Linked DNA regions of Homo sapiens: all the other regions are linked to region 3. A link is a contact called in ENCODE Hi-C or POLR2A ChIA-PET data. All regions are on one chromosome and are shown on one strand. Each heading gives the region's core, a stretch centred on a gene start or an enhancer-like site at or near the end of the contact. The rest is flanking DNA. Distances are from core to core; before and after follow the strand shown.

Region 1 (2,999 bases), core at 195-2,694, 440 kb before region 3:
GGCTTAGGGAGCCAGTCCACCCCTGTCAGAATCCTGGCTGGGTGGCCTTAAGCCAGCAACATGTCCCCCCGAGCCTGTTTCCTCTCTGTAAAGTGAAGGTGACAAGAGCTCTTCGTCATAGCTGCTGTGAGAATGAAGTGGCTCCCAGGAAGTGCTCAGTCCACATCAGCTGTGATTATCAGCTGGGCTCAGGGCTGCCCCCAAAACTTGTCATCCCAGGGCTGGGGAGTCCAGGTGGGCAGAGGCAGTTGCTGCTTCCCTCACTATCCCTGCCAGTCCCCCCAGGACTCCCCCTAGGCCTAAGCTGGTCTGAGGCACAGTTAAAATCACTGCCCCTGCCCCAGCTCCATGCAGGGTCAGCCAGGAAAGACTGGCTAGAGGCCAAGGCAAGAACTCTGAGTCACCACCTTATGGAGGAGAGAGGGCCTTTGGGGATTGTCCAGGTCAGCTTATGTGGAGAGGGAGACTGAGGCCCAGAGAGGGGCAGCCACTAACCCAAGGTCACACAGCCAATCAGTATCAGAGCCAGGACCAGAATCCAGGCCTCCAGCACCCTCCACATGATCCCAAAGCATGTGCTTTACAAGGGAGAGGTCAGTGACAGCCAGGCCACAGGCTGGAGAGCTGCACCCTGAATAGAAGGAGTCCAGGGGCAGGGGTTGGAGGGGTGCTGGTTGGTCAGAAAGAGAAGGCAGGGATGAATCCTTGATATTTAAAAGGAAAGACTTGCAGGCTGGGGAGCTGTGGCCCTAGGACAGGGGAAGGGAGCCAGGGTGTGAGCCATAGTCTGAGGCCCCCGGGGAAGATGGCTGTGTCACCACGCTAGTCACAGAAGGAGGGAGGTGGTGGCTGCGGTTTCTCTTCCTGTGAAGAGATGTGAGTCCCCAGGGCCCTCCCAGTTCCGGCAGGGGGAGGTGGGGCGGGGCTGGGGCGGTGGGGCGGGAGGAGGTCTAGTGGATTCAATTTGGGGGCCAAACCCTGGGCCTGCAGAGTCCTGTGGTGAGGCAGAGGGCACAGCTCATATGACCAAACCCAGCTGGTGGTTTTGGGCTTTTGGGCAAGGATCCCTGAGCTACAGACACATTGGGACCTACCAGGGACAGGGACAGGAACAGCCAGCAGGCCTGGGTACCATGCATGAAGCCAGACCCATGGTCATCGCCTCCCTGATGCAGGCAGCCCTGAGCCACTACAAAGAAGCACCCCCCAGCAGTGAGCCAATAATTTGCTGTCCTTCCTTCAAATCTGGCTGGGCCACCTACTAGCTGGGTGACCTTGAGAAGTTACTATATTTCTCCAGCCCAGTGATTTGGAGGCAAAGAGGGGTCGAGCTGAGAAACCAAAGGGAGTGGGGAAAGGGAGGAGAGAAGGTGGTGGAAGGAAATGTGTCACCCTTTAGATCTAATGCAGCGCCACCTCCTCCAGGAAGCCTTCCCAGAACACCCAAGTTTGACTTGCCACTTGTCCTCCAAGCAACCACAGCACCCCCACTCAATCTCTGCTTCTGTCTGCTCAAAGCACACCTCCTTATTTTCAGTATCTATTAATAGATACTACTCATACTACTAGGACGACTACTACTAACACAGAGTGCTTCTCACACACAGGTGCTGCCCTGGCAGCTCCACCTGGAATAAGTTACTGAATTCCCCCAACCACCCCAGGAGGCAGGAGCTATCACTATCCCATGCTTTTCTGATAAGGAAACACAGGCAGAGAGAGGCTACGTGACTCGCCCAAGGTCACACAGCAAGTGCACAGCACAGCTGAGTTCAAACTGCACAGCCTGGCCCTGCAGCCCGTGTTTACAATCACACCACGAGGCCAAGTCAGGGCCTCCCCTGCAGCCAGATCGCCCCTCTGAGCCCGAGGCCCATACCAATCTCCTTGGCCAGTGCCAGGCCCTGCGGGTAGGTGATGGGAGCCAGCTTCTTCTCCTTCAGTTTCTCGATGGTGTCCTTGTCGTCCCGCAGGTCCAGCTTGGTGCCCACCAGGATGATGGGTGTGCTGGGGCAGTGGTGCCGCACTTCTGGGAACCACTGGGCAGGTGGGTGGGGGGACACAAGGTTGTATGGGTCAAGAGGGGGCGCGAGGCTGTGCGGGGATCAGAGGGAGTGTGAGGGTGTAGGGAGAGGAGAGGCAGCAAGTTGCCAGAAGATCAGAGGTGGGCACGACGGTGAGGAGAGAGAGACGTGAGGTGGCACAGGGAGGGGAGGCCACGACGTTGTGCAGGAAGGAGGGGGCGCATGATTGTAGGAAAGGAGGAGGCGAGGTTTTGTGCAGACATAAGAAGCAAACATGAGGTTATGTGACAATCGGAGGCGGACATGAGGTTGTGTGGGGAGGAGGAGAATGCAGCCATGGAAAGTGGGGGTATAGCTAACTATCGCAGCACCCCCCACCCCAGGTCCTCTGAATCTTACCCCCTCAAGTCCCTCTGCCAGCCCTGGTTGGCACTGGGGACCCTCTCTGTATGCGACCTCTGCTGCCCCAGGGACCAGCCTAGAGTCACCAGTTCCTCCCTCTGTCCCTCAGGGTTACCTGCCCCAGAGCCCCCAAGGCCCACCCTGTCCAGCTCACCTTGGCGCGGACGTTCTCATAAGAGGCTGGGCTGACGAGGGAGAAGCAGATGAGGAAGACGTCCTGGGGACAGAGCAAGCGAGGTTGCTAGTGAGGAGGGCCCAGAGGTGTCCCACCATGGCAGCCACCGAGAGGTGGAGCTTGGGGCTCCCTGAGGGTGGAACACCCCAGGGAATGCTGGGGACTTAGGATCTGGGCAGAGCAGAGATACCCTTCTCGCCTCTACCACGAGGCTGCTGTTTGTTAGGACGCTCACTAAAGGCCAGGGCCTCTGCGAAGTGGTTATCCTCACATGTCACTCTGCAGCAAGCACTGCTGGTAGCCCCATTCCTCAGACAGGGAAAGTGAGGCTTCCAGAGGTTAAAGAGTTTGCCAACGTGCACTCTGGTGAGGGGAGGATCTGGGATTCTAGAGTCCAT
Region 2 (2,914 bases), core at 246-2,745, 480 kb before region 3:
ATGCAGTTTATGACCTTGAGGCATTTAGCAAACCTAAAATCTGACCTGCCTAATTTAGACCAAATGTCTAAAGTTTGAAGATATTTTAATGTTACTGATAATCTTTAAAACTGTCTCTATTTCCCAAAGATTATTAAAGTCATGTGAACCAAAAGGCATTAATGTTTCTATTTTTCTGACAAAATATTTGATTTAAGTACTTATTATTTTTAAGCCAATTAATCAGAGCTCTTTCATATATCAACATCACACACACAACATATATAAATACACAGACAGAAGATCCAGTAGTTGTAAGATTTTTCATTTGCCAATTTTTAAGTTTCTTAATTGGATTACTGACTTCAGGGTGGAGCCCTTCAAGAAACAGGGCCAGGAAAGCCTGCAGTTTCTAAGGCCTAATAAGCAGGCACAGCTGGAAGGCAAAACAGAACCCCAAAATTAAGGGTTTCATTTTTATATTGGATCCTGGATCCCAAAGAGAGGGAATCAGCCCATCCCCCATGGCAGTCTTATCTTTCAATGGAGGGTGGGGACACTTCCATACTTTCTAGGTGGCCAAGAGCATGCTTTTCTGATCCAAAGGTGCGAAGAGCCAAGTATCCCCACAAAACTGCCATTAGCCATCCCTAAAAGTGTATTCCCCACCTAGTTATTACATAGCAAGGCTAAAAGCTCTCTTAAAATGCAAAGTAATTTCTGATATCCCCAAAAGTCAAAACTGTCAGATAACACAATACAAAACAGAGCAGAGCCTTAGATTTTGAGAGTGGTCTATCTGCTTTCAATTCCTGGGGGTGTCCATGAGGAGAACAGAGGTTTCTCCCAAAACAGGGTCTGTAGCACCTCCTTTTTTCCTGAGAAGTCCCAGGCTATTAAAATTTATCTTAGGTCCTCTCAGGTGGGGCATCAAGAGTGGCAAGAAGACAAAATGGGGAAAAAAATTAAGTCGACTGAAAAGAAAAAATTTTTCAGAAAAATAAGAGCCAAGAAGAGAAAAAAAAGCATAAAGGCCTTTTAAATATATGTATAGCTTGGATATCCATTTTTAATTAAGCTGACTTTTAACCAAATCTTGTTACCAGACTCTAGCCGGGACAAACAGCCAATATTTCTGGCTTTTGAACTTCACTAACAGTAACCTCCCAGGTGAAACCGGTAAGCCTTAACTAAGGTTAGCACTTAACCCAGGTATACAAGGTATTTTCAAAGAGGTGATAAGCAGTTTTTACGAGATCTAGAATCGCCAAGGGTAGTGCAGAGAAAGGAAAATTCAAACGAGAAGTCAGAAGCTGTTTATGGAGAAGAAAATGAATAAATGGCAAAGGTCACATAGATATTAAACCAGAAAGGACTCATTCCCTAAGGTGGGAATTGAACCTGGGTCCCCAGTGTGAAGAGACAAAGCCTTAGCTACTGAGCCACGGCACTAGACAGTTTCTGTTTTCCTTCCTGGAAGGAGCCCAGAGAAGCCAATTTCAAGCGTGCAAAGGCTTTTAACTGCTCAGGACAATTTTTAGGGCTATCACATGAAGCCCCAGCTTCCTGTCGTCTGGATGGTGGAGACTAAGAGAAAGTACTCCCACACGGTCACAAGGTTAAACTTGCAAGGACGTAAAAAAAAAGACAAGACAGAAACCTCATCTAGTTTTTGTTTCAGGGACCTGCCGCCAAGTTTGTAACTGACGAGTTTGCTGGGCCAACTTGAATAATGGGCTTATATGGGTCCTAGGCCCACATTCTATCCTATAGTACCTCTTTTTATGACAGACTGACACAGAAAGAAAAATTCATAGCACTAAGTACACCAGATTTTCTAAAGCTTAAGACTAGCCCCCATGAATTCTTTTTCGTATTAATCAAATTCCTTGCAGGAGAGACAAACAGTGATTTTTATCATTTATTCAACCAGTTTGCACCAAGAGAGGCCAGAAGCCTGACTGGTAAGAAATTCTTACCCTTTGCCAGCATGCCAGGTTTCTGGGTTCCCTTTCTCTCTGTGGCTTTGATGGCCCTGCTTACTGTGCCATTGCTATGGGGGCCAAGACACGTTACAAAAGAAAATCGTCTTTTTCCATTTCATGGAACCACAGGCAAAAGCCTCTTAATTTTGTAAGATGCTGTCCAACAGGCTGCATGGGGAAACCAAATTAACATTTTCCATTCCAGGAGACTAGCCACCCCACTCAGTGCCCAACATCAACCTGGCAAGGCTCAAACTTGCTCCCGATGGCCCTTGTCATCTTTGATCCACTCCAAGTGAGGTGGAATGCCCTCCAACCAGAAGTTTCAACATATGGTAGCTGGGCAAGATGGAAGAGTGGAGAGTCACCCTGAGTGACAGAAAAGATAGAAAAGAGAAAGGAGAGAGGAAGAAAAGCATTGCCTGCCGGGGGGTGGAGAAGCTGAGGAGCTCAGGGAGGCCAGAGGCCTCCATTCCATTGACACTGGATCAATAGTTCAGGAGGTCGCTTGTCAGTAGCAAAGGTATCTTTTCCAGCAATCTCATCATCTCTAAAGTTTCCCCCTTTGGGGAGAAGAAAGCTCCCCATGTCCCATGATCCTGTACGTGCCTAATCCTGTCACTCACAGCTGTCAGCAAACAGTGCAAGGCAGATTAATGAAAAGAGAATAGTGGTTAATATCCCATAGTGCCTAATCCATTTCTCCTTACCAAGGGACATGACCGAGGGGGACCTCTAACTCCCTAAGGACTCCAACCTTCTTCATTTGGGCCTCTAACCCAATTTCTGATAAGCATCTTTGCCCTTCACTAAGAGGGGCCTTTAACCCCCTATTTCTGAGGAGGGAACCTAACCCAAATCCATACATTACCCAGAATAAAATATCCCTCACTTACCCAAAGTCAGCCAATTGGGGCTGTAGTCTATTTCCTTTGGGTTGAGGGTGTTTT
Region 3 (3,163 bases), core at 291-2,790:
ACTGCAACCTCTGCCTCCTGGGTTCAAGCGATTCTCCTGCCTCAGCCTCAGGAGTAGCAGGGATTACAGGCATATGCCACCATGCCCAGCTAATTTTGTATTTTTAGTAGAGATGGGGTTTCTCCGTGTTGGTCAGGCTAGTCTCGAACTCCTAACCTTAGGTGATCCGCCCGCCTCGGCTTCCTAAAGAGCTGGGATTACCGGCGTGAGCCACTGCGCCCAGCCCATCATCTACTTCTTAACGTGGTTGTGGTCAGATTCCACCCCAACTATGCGCTCCTTGAGAGTGGGGACTGGGAGGGGTTCAGCTTTGAATCCTCAGAGCCCAGGGCCAGGTACATAGTAGGTGCTCAGTAAAATACCTGCTGAACACTCAGGGAAGGGAGGGCTGTGCCGGGCCTCAGAGGAGATGTTAAGAGAGCAGACAGGGTGGCCAGGCATGGTGGCTCACACCTGTAATCCCATTACTTTGGGAGGCTGAGGCGGGTGGATCAACTGAGGTCAGGAGTTTGAGACCAGCCTGGCCAACGTGGTGAAACCCCGTCTCTACTAAAAGTACATAAATTAGCCGGGTGTGGTGGTGGGGGCCTGTAGTCCCAGCTACTCGGGAGGCTGAGGCAGGAGAATCAGTTGAACCTGGGAGGCAGAGGTTGCAGTGAGCTGAGATCACGCCACTGCACTCCAGCCTGGGCGACAGAGCGAGACTCCATCTCAAAAATAAATATATAAATAAATAAAAATAAAAAAGAGAAAGGACAGGGTGCACAGAGCCAGGACCCCACCCCCTCCTGGTCTGGACCACCCTGGGCCATCTCCTAAGCTTGACACTCTCAGGCCTGAGGCTGTCAGGCCAGGGCGCTTTGACTATCCCCTGCCTGCCCCTGAACGCGGCCAAGCCCGAGGCCTTAGCCAAGCCCTGCAGCCTCAGGCTTGGCGCCCGGCCCAGCCTTTCTTTAGCCTTCCCGAGGAGCCAGCGAGAGAGCGCTGCAGCAGCCGCAGTCCTTGCTTCCGGGGAAGGCCCGGGTGGGGCCAGGGCCTGTGGTTAAGTCAGTGGCCCTCTGCAGACGCGCACGCAGCAGGAGCCACGCCCTGGTCCCTGCCCGGGAGTGGCCTGGTCTCCCCCAGCTCTGATTCCCTGAAGGACCCTGCACCTCCTCAGCCATCTTCTCTGGGCACCCCCTGAGCCCAGCCTGCTGGCCACAGGCCCCTTCCCGCCAACTTGTGGGCCTAGCTCATCATCAAACTATTTTCCACTGGCTTCCCCCAATCTCTGCCACAGCACAATTTTGGTGGGGAGGTGGAGAGGGATGAAGGAGAATAGGAGGTGGAGCTTGGACTCTGGCCGGGGGCGGCGGGGTGAGGGGGGGCAGCAGCTCGCCACTCTGATTGGTCACCTCTGCTCCAAAACTGGCTTCAAAATTCCACGGACTCCGCCCCCAGTGGCCCCCAGCCCTATCCTGACTTGCAATTGGCTGAACTTTCAGGGGGCGGGGCTCACCCGGTCCGGTCCAGTTAAAAGGGTGGGAGCGTCCGGGGGCCCATCTCTCTCGGGTGGAGTCTTCTGACAGCTGGTGCGCCTGCCCGGGAACATCCTCCTGGACTCAATCATGGCTTGTGTGAGTGTGGGGACCCCCCCCCAAGGTCCAGGGGATAGGGCAGGAACTGATGGCCAGAGGAGAGCTGGGCAGATCGGGAGCAGATTCTAGCCCCAGCTGTGTGGCCTGGAACCAGTGCCTTCTCTTTTCTGGACCTCAGTGGCCACATCTGTAAAATGGGGGTGGGCGCCATGGTCCCTCAAGGCCTTCTCTGCATTGATAATTGTCTGGATTCCTCCAGGGTCTGAAAGCACAGTTATTTCTGCCCAGGGTTGACATTCTGCAGCTCTCTGAGAAGTGAGCGTGGGAAGGGTGTGGCCAACTGGGGGACACCCAGGCCACTATCCCTTTCCCCCTCCTCCACCCCAAAGAGCCTCCTGTCCCCTCCCCCCTGCAGCTGTCCCGGTCACCAGGCCAGGGCAGAGTTACCCTCTGCTCCAGAGAACGCTGAAAAGTTGCCAGGACCCGAGACAAGCTGCCCAGGATGGGCCCTTCTAGGTCGGGGGTGGAGGGTGGTTGTGTCCAGGCTGGTGGCGGGGGGGGCGGGGGAAATTCCCTTCCACCACCCCCAAGCTGGGAGGTTGGGGTGGCAGGGAGGTGAGAATCTTCCTCGGGCCCCAGGGAAAGGGTTCAAGTTTCTGGCAGAAGAAACCACTCAAACCAGTTAACTCTTGCCCACCCACTCGGGGTGCCAGGGAACAGCAGTGCCCAGCAGTTTGCTCAATCTTGTTAACCCTGAGCCAGCCCAGCCACAGCCCGACTGCAGGGCTATTCTCCCTAATGCAGAGAGGCCGTGTTTTTCAGGGTCTCCTCTCTAGCCCCTGGGCCTCTTTGCAGAGAGGGGCTTGAAGGAGAATAGTGGGGTCGCCCGCCCCTAGCCACTTCCTCTCCAGCAGAGGGGCCGGCCCCTCCATTCAGTGTGACGGTGGGCCAAGTGTCGGCCCCTCCCCAGCCTGATCCTCTCCATCTGCGATGGGACAGAGCACCCCATCTCCCAAGTCACTCTTGAGTCCAAAATTCCCAAGCCAATCTGCAAAATCTTCTAGAGCCTGTCTTCTAGAACCTTCACGTTACAGACTGAAGCCAACCCCGGTGGGAATAGGGACTTTCCCAGGACCACATAGACAATCGGAGGCTGGAAATTACAGCTCAATCCTTTCCCCAGGCTTCCCCTTGGCTTGGTCAGAGGATGCCGGGCGGGAACAACCCCACTCCCACCCCCAGCCACCCCCGGACACTTCGAGCAGTGGAGGCCTTGTCCTCTAACCCGGCTGGGCCGGGGCTTGTCTGTGCAGGGTCTGGTCGCCAGCAACCTGAATCTCAAACCTGGAGAGTGCCTTCGAGTGCGAGGCGAGGTGGCTCCTGACGCTAAGAGGTGAGAAGTGAAGTCGGGGTGGTGGGCGGCAGGGACGGGCTTGGTCCAGCAGGGAGGGCGTGGCCGGCCAAGCCCACATCTCCTCCCTGGCCGGGAGCGGGTTAACGGCCAGCCGCCGATGCTGCGTTTTCTGGGTGACTCACTTCCCCCGCAGGGTCTGGGCGCCCCCACCGTTGCCGCCCCCTCCCCCGCT

What was found. A loop is a pair of places that touch in the nucleus more often than their neighbours do. ChIA-PET counts read pairs that join two places held with the same protein, here RNA polymerase II (POLR2A). Pooled maps may share reads with other maps.
Region 1: a loop to region 3 is called in a map of naive thymus-derived CD4-positive, alpha-beta T cell, with 4 times the contacts of the local background. The contact joins the enhancer-like site here to the promoter of LGALS1 in region 3. A Hi-C loop is called at or near these places in 1 of 168 maps with a recorded cell type or tissue (naive thymus-derived CD4-positive, alpha-beta T cell) and 7 of 50 pooled maps. POLR2A ChIA-PET finds 5 or more read pairs at or near these places in 1 of 52 experiments (activated T-cell).
Region 2: a map of gastrocnemius medialis shows a loop between it and region 3 (8-fold over the local background). The contact joins the enhancer-like site here to the promoter of LGALS1 in region 3. A Hi-C loop is called at or near these places in 1 of 168 maps with a recorded cell type or tissue (gastrocnemius medialis) and 5 of 50 pooled maps. POLR2A ChIA-PET finds 5 or more read pairs at or near these places in 1 of 52 experiments (activated B cell).

Annotation. Positions count from the first base shown.
Region 1 is chr22:37,229,352-37,232,350 of GRCh38, forward strand. It overlaps RAC2 (Rac family small GTPase 2), which reads right to left. Exons shown (of 7, transcript NM_002872.5): 4 at 2,581-2,643; 5 at 1,880-2,039. Among named protein-coding and RNA genes, the nearest start is that of RAC2, 13 kb to the right of the region's middle. RefSeq lists enhancers at 1,183-1,242, 1,773-1,912. Within about 2 kb of position 1,445, at least 21 of the 41 ENCODE cell types and tissues checked have a DNase peak (open chromatin) inside an H3K27ac peak, as active enhancers do.
Region 2 is chr22:37,192,521-37,195,434 of GRCh38, forward strand. It overlaps a transcript of C1QTNF6 not described here. Among named protein-coding and RNA genes, the nearest start is that of C1QTNF6, 5.7 kb to the left of the region's middle. Within about 2 kb of position 1,496, at least 8 of the 41 ENCODE cell types and tissues checked have a DNase peak (open chromatin) inside an H3K27ac peak, as active enhancers do.
Region 3 is chr22:37,674,096-37,677,258 of GRCh38, forward strand. It overlaps LGALS1 (galectin 1), which reads left to right and starts at 1,541. Exons shown (of 4, transcript NM_002305.4): 1 at 1,541-1,616; 2 at 2,891-2,970. The coding sequence starts at 1,608. RefSeq lists silencers at 1,344-1,483, 3,004-3,163.